Linked DNA regions of Homo sapiens: region 2 is linked to region 1. Evidence: chromatin contacts called from ENCODE Hi-C or POLR2A ChIA-PET data. All regions are on one chromosome and are shown on one strand. The core of a region is the stretch at or near the end of the contact, and the rest is flanking DNA. Distances in the headings are between cores, read along the strand shown. Region 1 overlaps KCNAB1 (potassium voltage-gated channel subfamily A regulatory beta subunit 1). Region 2 has its middle 51 kb from the start of SSR3.

Region 1 (4,613 bases), core at 1,396-3,895:
ACTATCCTCACAGAGGCTCACTTTCCTCACCTGAAAACAGAGGAAACATAAAGCACCATCTGAATGAGTTAACAATGTGGTTACAGCACCTCACTCACAGCTGGGGCAAACAAACGTAAGCTCCATTTCTAGAATGCCCTAGGTAAGGCATGTAAAACTCTCCTTTCTCTGGATCTCTTCTCAGAGGTAATCATGGGAGAAGTCCAAGGCCCTGAAATTATAATATGATGAAAATCTAATGGAGATAGCCAAGCTGCAGGGCTGCACAGGATCTGTGATGAAGTCATGTAAGATTCAAGCCATGGAGTTGGCAGTGTAATTTTCTTATAGCCCTTTTTTTCCTCCTAAAATTTTGCTCTGAAACTCTTTATGCCCTTTAAGCTGATTTAATCATAAATTTTCCAGGGTTAATCTATTCAGCCTGAAAGGTGATCTTGTGCCTGTGACTTTATTTTCAAAGATGTCTCTAGAAAAAAAAAACAACTCAATAATAGGATTAACTCATTCATTCAGTTGATATTCACTGAATACTTACTATTTAAGCACTGTTTTGGGCACTTGGAGAAGCAGAAGTTAATAAACAAAAATCCTATCCTTAGAAAAATCACATTCTTGTTGGGGAGACAGACAAAAAGTTAGTAAGAAAGTTACATTAGATGGTGATAATAGAATGGAGAAACAAACTAATCATGGGAGGGGGCTAGGAAGTTATGGGGGTAGATTTTAGTTAGGATGACCTAATAGGAGGAAATGGTGGGCAGTGGGGAGGGGGTTTGGAAAATAGCTTGGACTCCTCCAAAATAGCAAAGGTATGGCATTAAGAGTCAGACCTCAATTCAAATCCTCTTTCTGTTACGAGCCAATTGATCTTAGGCAAGTTATTGAACTTCTCTTGTCCCTGGTTTTCTTATCTGTAGAACGTAGGTAATAATATCTGCTCTATAGGGTTATTGTGAGGATTATTTGAGATAATATACACAAAATGCTTAGGATGTTGCCTAGTAACTACTCGAAATTTAGAGCTACCATTTTTGTTATTATTACTGTTTGTATAGTACTGCTGTAATTTTTTTATGCAGGAAATTACCTTGATGCAATTGTAGTCTCCAGGTCTACTACCAGGTTATCCTAGAGGTCTCAAAGAAGAAGGCTAACACAACAAATTAAGATGCATGAGTCACATGGTTTATCAAATCAATTAAAACACATTATGAGAAGAAAGAGGGGAAGAGATAGGGACAGTTAAAATAATTACACTAGAATTCACGCAGGAGAAAGAACCCAGCTACTTAAATCTTGGGACACACAGTGCTCATGTGACCTGTTCTCTCTATCTACCACATTGACCTTCTCCGTGGTGTGATTATATAGGTCAAATCTGAGGTTTCAGCAAGGGGCTCAGCAAGGAAAAGATGCCCGGGTCAGTAGTATACTTGGAAAGACACAGGGACAAGCCCACCTGGCCATGACCTGTAGCTCATCATTTGGCCTGATGAACAGCTAAGGACTATTTGCATTCCTTGCACAGAGGATTTCTGTGGCTAGAATGGGGGTCACCAATGGGTGGCTGACTGAAGACTTAAGTTCTCATATTTTATGTATTTATATTTAGTATATTTCAAATGTTTGATGTCGTATGCATATGGATATGTTGTCAATATCACCTCTTTCCATTCCTCCCTCCTATCTGTGTTCAGCATGCACATTCTCTACTTTGTTGATGGCCACTATGACTCAGGGGTTACTAATCCACTTAGTTTTACCATGCTCATCATATAAATTCTGCCTATGTCTCACAAGCTACTTGCATCTCCACCCAGTTTCATTTATCCTCTTTCTTTGTTTCACTTTCTTTCTTGAGCAGAACTGAATAATCTTAAGTCATACAGCAAAGGCACATTACAGAGTTCACCACTCTCAGTTGTTGACATGTTGCCTCAGGTCCGGCAAATCTTCCAGGCCTGTTGAAAAATTTCCAGCATTAACAAGAGGCCCACAAAGTTCTGACTGTGGATCATTCTGATATGCATCTATAAGAACAGAGCCCCTGGTTAACAAATGATCTTTTCCAACTGGGTTCCATAGAAAGAACAAGAGCTTTAGAGAAATTACCTTTACTAGAACTACTGAGAAGTTAACAATTGCCAAGGCTGCAGAAAATATGTGAAGAGCTGGCTTTAAAGAAAACTATACTCCAGAAAAACAATTGTACTCATCTGGTGTTGTATTTTCCGCTTTCTTTGGAAATCAGTGATTCCCAACCTTATTCCATAAAGTCCTGGTTTGAAGGGAAGATTCTAAAGAAGGATATGCTTATATGCTATGCAGTTTACTTCCTCTATTTTCTCTCCTCCCTCCCCCACCTTTTTTTTCTTTCATGACATCTTTACTCAACAGCGAAGGCAGAAGAGATTCAATCTGTATCATTCAGTAAGTTAAAAAAGGAAAAACAAGGTGGGCCAAATGTTTGGGAGACTATTGTACCTTCTCACAACAAGTCTGTGGACTTCACCAAGCTCCAAAAGGATGCTTTTTTCTTCTTCTTCTTTTTCCCTTAAGTTGTTTTTAGTTAAGAAAAAAGAGAGAGAGAGAGGGAGAACAGAGAGTGCTTCTGCTCACCCCAGCTGTCAGGTGAAAAACAGAGCTGCTTAGTATTCTGGGGCTGTGGGTTTATGACTCATGTGCACTTCCTTCTGTGAGTTGTCATTTCTCTGAGAGATATTTGGAGTTGTGACAAAATTTAACTCCATATTCTGAGGGGATGTTGACTGGATCTCAGGAGAATTCATTTCTGTAAGTTCCTCGATCTGCTGCAGCAGATCTGCAGTGACATGCAGAGGACTTGGAGACTAACATGACTTAGCAGCAACACACTCTGAGGGTTTACTGGCATGCTGATTGAATGCAGTGAGCAGAGCCACCTGTGTCAGGGTAATCGAAAATTCTCAGACAGCCGGGGATAAACAAATACCCTCGAGTCTCTCTCTTACTTTCTGTACAAAAGGAAGTATTAATAATGAGAGTAAGTGGTTTTGTTAACCCCCCTCCTGAATATTTAATATGTGTCCTAAAAAAATATGAGGTCTGCAATCAGAAGGTGAGGGCGTTAGTCTTAGGTATATAAACTTGGCTGAGTTGCTCAGACCTTCAGCTTCTCAGTTTTTCATTTGTAAAATGGGAAGAATAAAAATATTCTAGCTATTTCCAAGATTGTTGTGAAGACAAAATGAGATAAGTGGAAACATGTTATAAATTGTAATTGTCCTGCACAAATATTTTGAGGTTGTTGTTGTTACATATGTTTACACTTTTAGGAATATATAAACCTTGGAAGATGTAATAATCAAAGTTTCAGCCAGACACCAAGAAACAATTGAAATGACATTTTAGAGTGAGATGCCAGTTCTCCATTTGTACTTTCAAATGAAGTGTGCAAGAGCTTGTTCCATAGCTCTTTCTTCCCCCAACTTTTTATTTTGAGAAATTAAAAACTTATAGAAATGGTGAAAGAATAAACACCCAATACTCTTCACCTACATTTACCAAATTGTGCCACATTTTGCCTTTGTTTTTCCCTCTCTTGTTCTTTGCCATTGTGACATTTCATTCATAAATATTTTCTCCAGTATCTCCTGAGAATAAGGCATTCTTCTATATGACCATAACACAATCATCATACTCAAGAATATTCAAGCCATATTCAAATTTTCTAAAATGTCCTTTATAGGATTTATTTGTTTTGCTTTTTTGGGGGGGGCATGAATCCTGCAGTACATTTAATTGTCATGACTGTTAAATTTTTTTATTTTATTCTATTTTAGATTCGGGGGTACATGTGCAGGTTTGTTACATGGGTATATTACATAATGCTGAGCTTTGGGCTTCTAGTGAACTGATCACCCAAATAGTGAACATTGTACCCAATAGGGAGTTTCTTAAGACTCACCACCCTGCCACCCTCCCCTCTTTTGGAGTCCCCATTGTCTAGTATTTCCATCTTCATGTCCTTGTGTAGCCCTTGTTTAGTTCCCCCTTACAAGTGAGAACATGACGTATTTGATTTTCTGATTCTATTTCACTTAGAATAATAGCCTCCAGCTCCGCCCATGTTGCTGCAAAGGACATGATTTCATTCTTTTTTCTGTCTGCATACTATTCCATAGTATTTTCCACACTGTTTTCCGAGGGCCCAGGAGGGTTGCTGCATCCCATTGCTGGTCCTGTTCAGGTTGATCACTCGATTCAAGTGATGTCTGCCAGGTTTCTCCCCTGTGACAGTACCTCTTTAACTTTATAACTAATAAATAACCTAGAATGTGATTATTTGAGACTATGTGAATAGCCTGTCCCCCACAACCTTGTTTTAGCACCCACCAAGGATCCCTGCCTGTGTCCGCTTTTATAAGGAGGGCTGTGAGACGGTGCTTTCCTGATTCCATCAGCTCCTCTTTCTTTAGGAGTTGGTTTTCTTCTACAAAGAGAAGCTTTCCCTTCTGCTCTTACCCTACTCTCTGTTCAGTGACTCTGGAGCTCCTCACTGGCTTCAAAAGTATAAAAGTTGAGAGAGGGGAGTAAAGGGGGTCTAGTGAGAAGGGCACGTATGAAGAAAACTG
Region 2 (4,613 bases), core at 814-3,313, 120 kb after region 1:
GCCAACCACATTCTGGCAGGATGGGGAGCAGTCTGGCTAGCAGGGCCTCCCAGAAGTTAAGGGACACCAGGGCCACTTCCTTTTTTTTTAAGGGTCCTAGTATATTAAAAAATAAAAGCTGAAGAGGGTGTTAAGATTGTGGTATATTTTGGGTGTTTACAACAATTACAATTACAAATTGAATATATTTATATCCCACTGATATCTTTCCAGGGTTGTTCCACCTCATTGGAGATTACAACCAAAGTCCACATTTGAGGCTACCAGTGAATGGTAGGCCCCAGCTAAACACCTTCCTGGCCGCCACTGCCACACAGTTCACCACCAGTTTGGACCAAACAGTCCAACTGGCAAGGTACATGCTGTCCTTAGAGTTTCTTTCTTACCCTGTAACCTGGAAGGCCCATGTGCCAAGCAGGCCCTTAATAAGTACATGTTGAATAAATGAATAGACCAGTCTTGAAACATCAGCAAGACCATTCTCATCTTGTTCCGTTCCTAAAATGCTTCCCCTTCCCAGGTTGACTCCCCTCAACCACGTATCCTACTCACCCTTGAAGTTCTAGCCAAGCACCATGTTTTCTGTGAAGTCTGTCTGCTGCTGTTATTATACCTACTTTACTCTATATGCTCAAAAGTCCTCCTGTATTTACAGTTAGAACCATGTATAATAGTTTGGCACCCCCACTCCCACCCCAGCCTAGAAAACTCAAGTTCTTTACAGCCAAGGACTATGTCTTACTCTTCTTTTGGATCTATAGTGTAAGGCCTAAAGTTTTTTGTGCTGCCTTGACATCTTTGAGCTTCCTGGAGCCCCCAAAGACTAACTGTGAGTTCTGCTTTTGCCAGATAGGCCCTCCCCAGTGGAAAAGGCTCCTCATCTGGCTAGTTTCCCTATTAGCTAAATGAGCTGCACGCTACCTGGTCTTCAACCTAAGGGGTTCTACTTCCCTGCCAGCCTGTGAAATTATTCAAATAAGCCACTCATCCTCCAGTGGGAACCAGGGGTCACCCCAGCCTGTGTTGCTACAGAACTTGCCTCCCATAGGCCATGCTTGTCCACTCTACTCCTGAGTGCAACCCCAAGTGACGCTGCATGGTGTCCTGTGTCCTCCCCTAGGCTGTGAGCTTATGTGAGTCATAAACTGCCATCAATCTCATCTGTCCAGTGTTGGGTGCTGGATGTTCCACTATCTCATACTATTTAGGGTGGGGAATTCCTCTTTCAATAATGGAGTGAATAGAAGGTGATCAGAACAGTATCCCACACAGAGGTGTCACTCAATAAATTTGTGCTGATTGCATCATCTTCATTTGATGAAGTTCCTAGCCAAGTAGAAGACTGGAAATTAATTAAATATTTGCTGTAGATGACTATAGATTTTTCTACAAATAATCCATTTGAAACATATAGCAACAGCTTCTATTTGCATAATTATGCTTCAAGCAATCTTTTTCTTTACTGTTCACCATACTGTTAACCAATAAAAGCAAAACTGCCTAAGAGCAAATCTGTACTTAATTTCTGTACTACCGATCTGACATTTACATTGCAATTCTTAATAACTAATCGAGGTAAATTGTAACTGTGTCCAATCATGGAAATAAGATTCCAGTATCAGTCAACATTGGGTATAATCAAGAGACTAAAAACAACTGAAAGTGCATTAGAACTCAGACTTTCCCCCCACAATGACCTACTTAATGTATTTCATTGTCTCCCTTTATCTCACTTCTTTGTAAGCAAAATGGCAACACTTGGAGGCACTGAGAGACTTGTCCTAGAATCTGCAATTAGTTTTCTTATTAGTGTTTCAGGGAGAGTTTCATTCGCATTACTGTTATTTTATCACTTGGTTTCCAAGGTCCAAAAGGAAAAAAAAAAAAAAAAGGCCACGTATTTTCCCTTCTGGGGGCTCCTGCTTTTTATCTTAAAGCAGTGGGGGTGGGGGAACATGTACACCAGCAAGCAGTTCTCCTGTCCAGCTTCCAAGTCACACTCATTAGTAACGGGCCTCAGCCCCTCCCAGCACCCGGCCACTTCTCTCCTCTGCTGAGGGCTGGAGAGGGTGGGGACTGGGGCTCTGAGAGGGACCAGGGGATCAGGAAAGCTCAGATCCACGCCTTACCGCTCCTTGACCACACTGGAATGTGATGACTAGCTTTTTTCAGCCTGGGCTCTGCATGACAAAAGTTAGTGGAAAACGGTCATCAAACATTTCCAGCAAGCTTCAGACTTCTCCAAAGGACAGGGCCCTTCTCCAAAGACCGCCTGGCGCCTGGATTAGGCCGCTCCTAGCCTAGCCTCCCTGCTGCTCCTTTTCCCAGAGTGGTCGGTACACAGGACGTGCCGAACGTGCGATTATTAGAAGGCTATTACCAGAAGCAAGGGGATGTGCTCAGGGTGAGGCGCAGGCAAGGAAAAGACATTTCCAAACAACCCAAACAGCTTGCGACTGGGGACAAACCATTTCACCAGGGCGGTGGGGAGCCAGCCGGCCGGCCGGCCGGCCGACCCGGGGTGCGTGTGCCCAGAAGCTGTGCGGGCTCAGTGTGTAGACGCTCTGGCTGCGCAGCGCGCGTGCTCAAGTTCCAAAGCGCTGCACTCCACGGCGGCTGGAAAAGGTGGAAGAAGGACAAAATAAAACGAAATTTCCCCACACATCGCTAAAGGGAGGGGGCAGGCAGGGGGCCAAGCTCTGAAGAAAAGCTCTAAGAGATCTGTGGTGAACGGAGGAGAGACCCAGGGCAGAGGCTGGTGCTGTATTTGTGTCCAAAATTTGCCCGCTTTCCTGCTGTTTGCTGCTGGCTTGGTTGGCCAGAAAAAGTCCCCACAGTTTACCCCTAGATACGGAGGCCTTTCTCAGTACTCCACACACACACATTATCCGGATTTATTTAAATAAGAAAAAAAGTAGAGGGAAAAATATTTTTCATAAATATCTAGTACTAATAGTTTCATGTATAAACTGCCAGTAACTGCATATATACATACATGTATATGTTTTTAAACCAGAACATACCAGAGTTGTGTAATCTATTTTAAAAATAATTTTATTGTGGTAGAAAACTCAGAACTTAAAATTTACCATCTTAACCATTTTTCAGTGTATAGTTCAGGAGTGCTAAGCATATTTACATTGTTGTGCAACAGATCTCTAGGACTTCTCCATCTTGTAAAAGTGAAACCCCGTTCAACGCTAATTCGCTCTCCCCTCTGCCTTAGTAACTGCCTTTCAACTTTCTGTTTAATTTTGACTATTTTAGACTCTATATCTGAGTGGAATCATGCAGTATTTGTACTTTTGTGAATGTTTAGCATAATGTCCTCAAGTTTCATCCGTGTTGTAGCATGTGACAGAATTTCCTTCTCTCTTAAGGCAGCGTAATATTCCATTAGATGTATATACTTTTATACATTTTCTTCATCCATTCATCTGTTGGTAGACATTTGGGTTGCTTTCACCACTTGGCTATTTTGAATAATGCTGTGATAAACCTAGGTGTGCAAATATCTCCTCAAAATCCTGCTTTGAATTCTTTTGGATATATACCCAGAAGTGAGTATATATGCTGGATCATATGGCAATTCTATTTTTAATTTTTTGAGGAACTTCCATACCGTTTTTATAGTGGTTGAACCATTTTACATTCCCACCAACAGTGTGCAAGGATTCCAATTTCTCTGTATTCTTGCCAACATTTGTTATTTTCTGTTTTTCGGATATTGGCCATCCAAATAGGTATGAGGTGGTATGTAATTATGGTTTTGATTTATCTTTCTCTTATGATTAGTGATGTTGTGCATTCTCTTCATATGTTTGTTAGCCACTCGTACATCGTCTTTGGAGAATTATCTATTCAAGTCTTTTGCTTATTTTAAAAATCAGTTTATTTGTGGTTTTGTTATTGAGTTATAGTAGTTCCTTATATATTCTGGATATTAACTTCTTATTAGGTATATAATTTGCAAATATCTTCTCCCATTCCACAGGTTGCCTTTTCACTCTGTTGATTGTTTCCTTTGATGTGCAGAAGTTTTCAGGTTTGATATAGTCCCACTTGTCTACTTTTGCTTTTGTTGCCTGTGCTTGAGGTGTCATAGCCATGAAATCATTGCCAAATTCAGTGTTCTGAAGCATTTCCCTTATGTTTTCTTCTAGGAGTTTCATAGTTATAGGTGTTAAATTTTGTTCTTTAATCTATTTTGAGTTAATTTTTGTATATGGTAGAACGTAAGAATCTAACTTTATTCCTTTGCATGTGGATATACAGTTTTCCCAGCACCACTTTTTGAAGAGACTGTCTTTCCCCAGTTGTATCACACTTATCTTTTCATGTTAAGAAATATATTCAACTTCATAATTTTTAAGGCTGCATAGTATTTCATACAAGCAGATACATCATGATTTACCCAACCAGTCTTCTATTATTGAATAGCATAGATATGTTCAATTGTTTCTGGATCATAAAATAAAATTTCCTTCTCTATGTATTTGGCTTCTAGAGTTGTCACTTTAGCCAGGCTTTTTGAAGTTTCCATATTCTTTCCAGCACTGCTGCTCACGAACTGCCACCTCCACGCCCTTACAAATGCTACTTTTTTACTGCTA

What was found. A loop is a pair of places that touch in the nucleus more often than their neighbours do. ChIA-PET counts read pairs that join two places held with the same protein, here RNA polymerase II (POLR2A). Pooled maps may share reads with other maps.
Region 2: a loop to region 1 is called in a pooled map, with 4 times the contacts of the local background. The contact joins two enhancer-like sites. A Hi-C loop is called at or near these places in 1 of 37 single-sample maps with no recorded cell type and 9 of 50 pooled maps. POLR2A ChIA-PET finds 5 or more read pairs at or near these places in 1 of 52 experiments (activated T-cell).

The regions. Positions count from the first base shown.
Region 1 is chr3:156,481,791-156,486,403 of GRCh38, forward strand. The region is part of intron 8 of KCNAB1 (potassium voltage-gated channel subfamily A regulatory beta subunit 1); the gene reads left to right. Among named protein-coding and RNA genes, the nearest start is that of KCNAB1-AS1, 37 kb to the left of the region's middle. RefSeq lists enhancers at 1,272-2,471, 1,705-1,964, 1,995-2,084. Within about 2 kb of position 2,646, at least 16 of the 41 ENCODE cell types and tissues checked have a DNase peak (open chromatin) inside an H3K27ac peak, as active enhancers do.
Region 2 is chr3:156,603,753-156,608,365 of GRCh38, forward strand. No RefSeq gene overlaps it. Among named protein-coding and RNA genes, the nearest start is that of SSR3, 51 kb to the left of the region's middle. Within about 2 kb of position 2,064, at least 24 of the 41 ENCODE cell types and tissues checked have a DNase peak (open chromatin) inside an H3K27ac peak, as active enhancers do.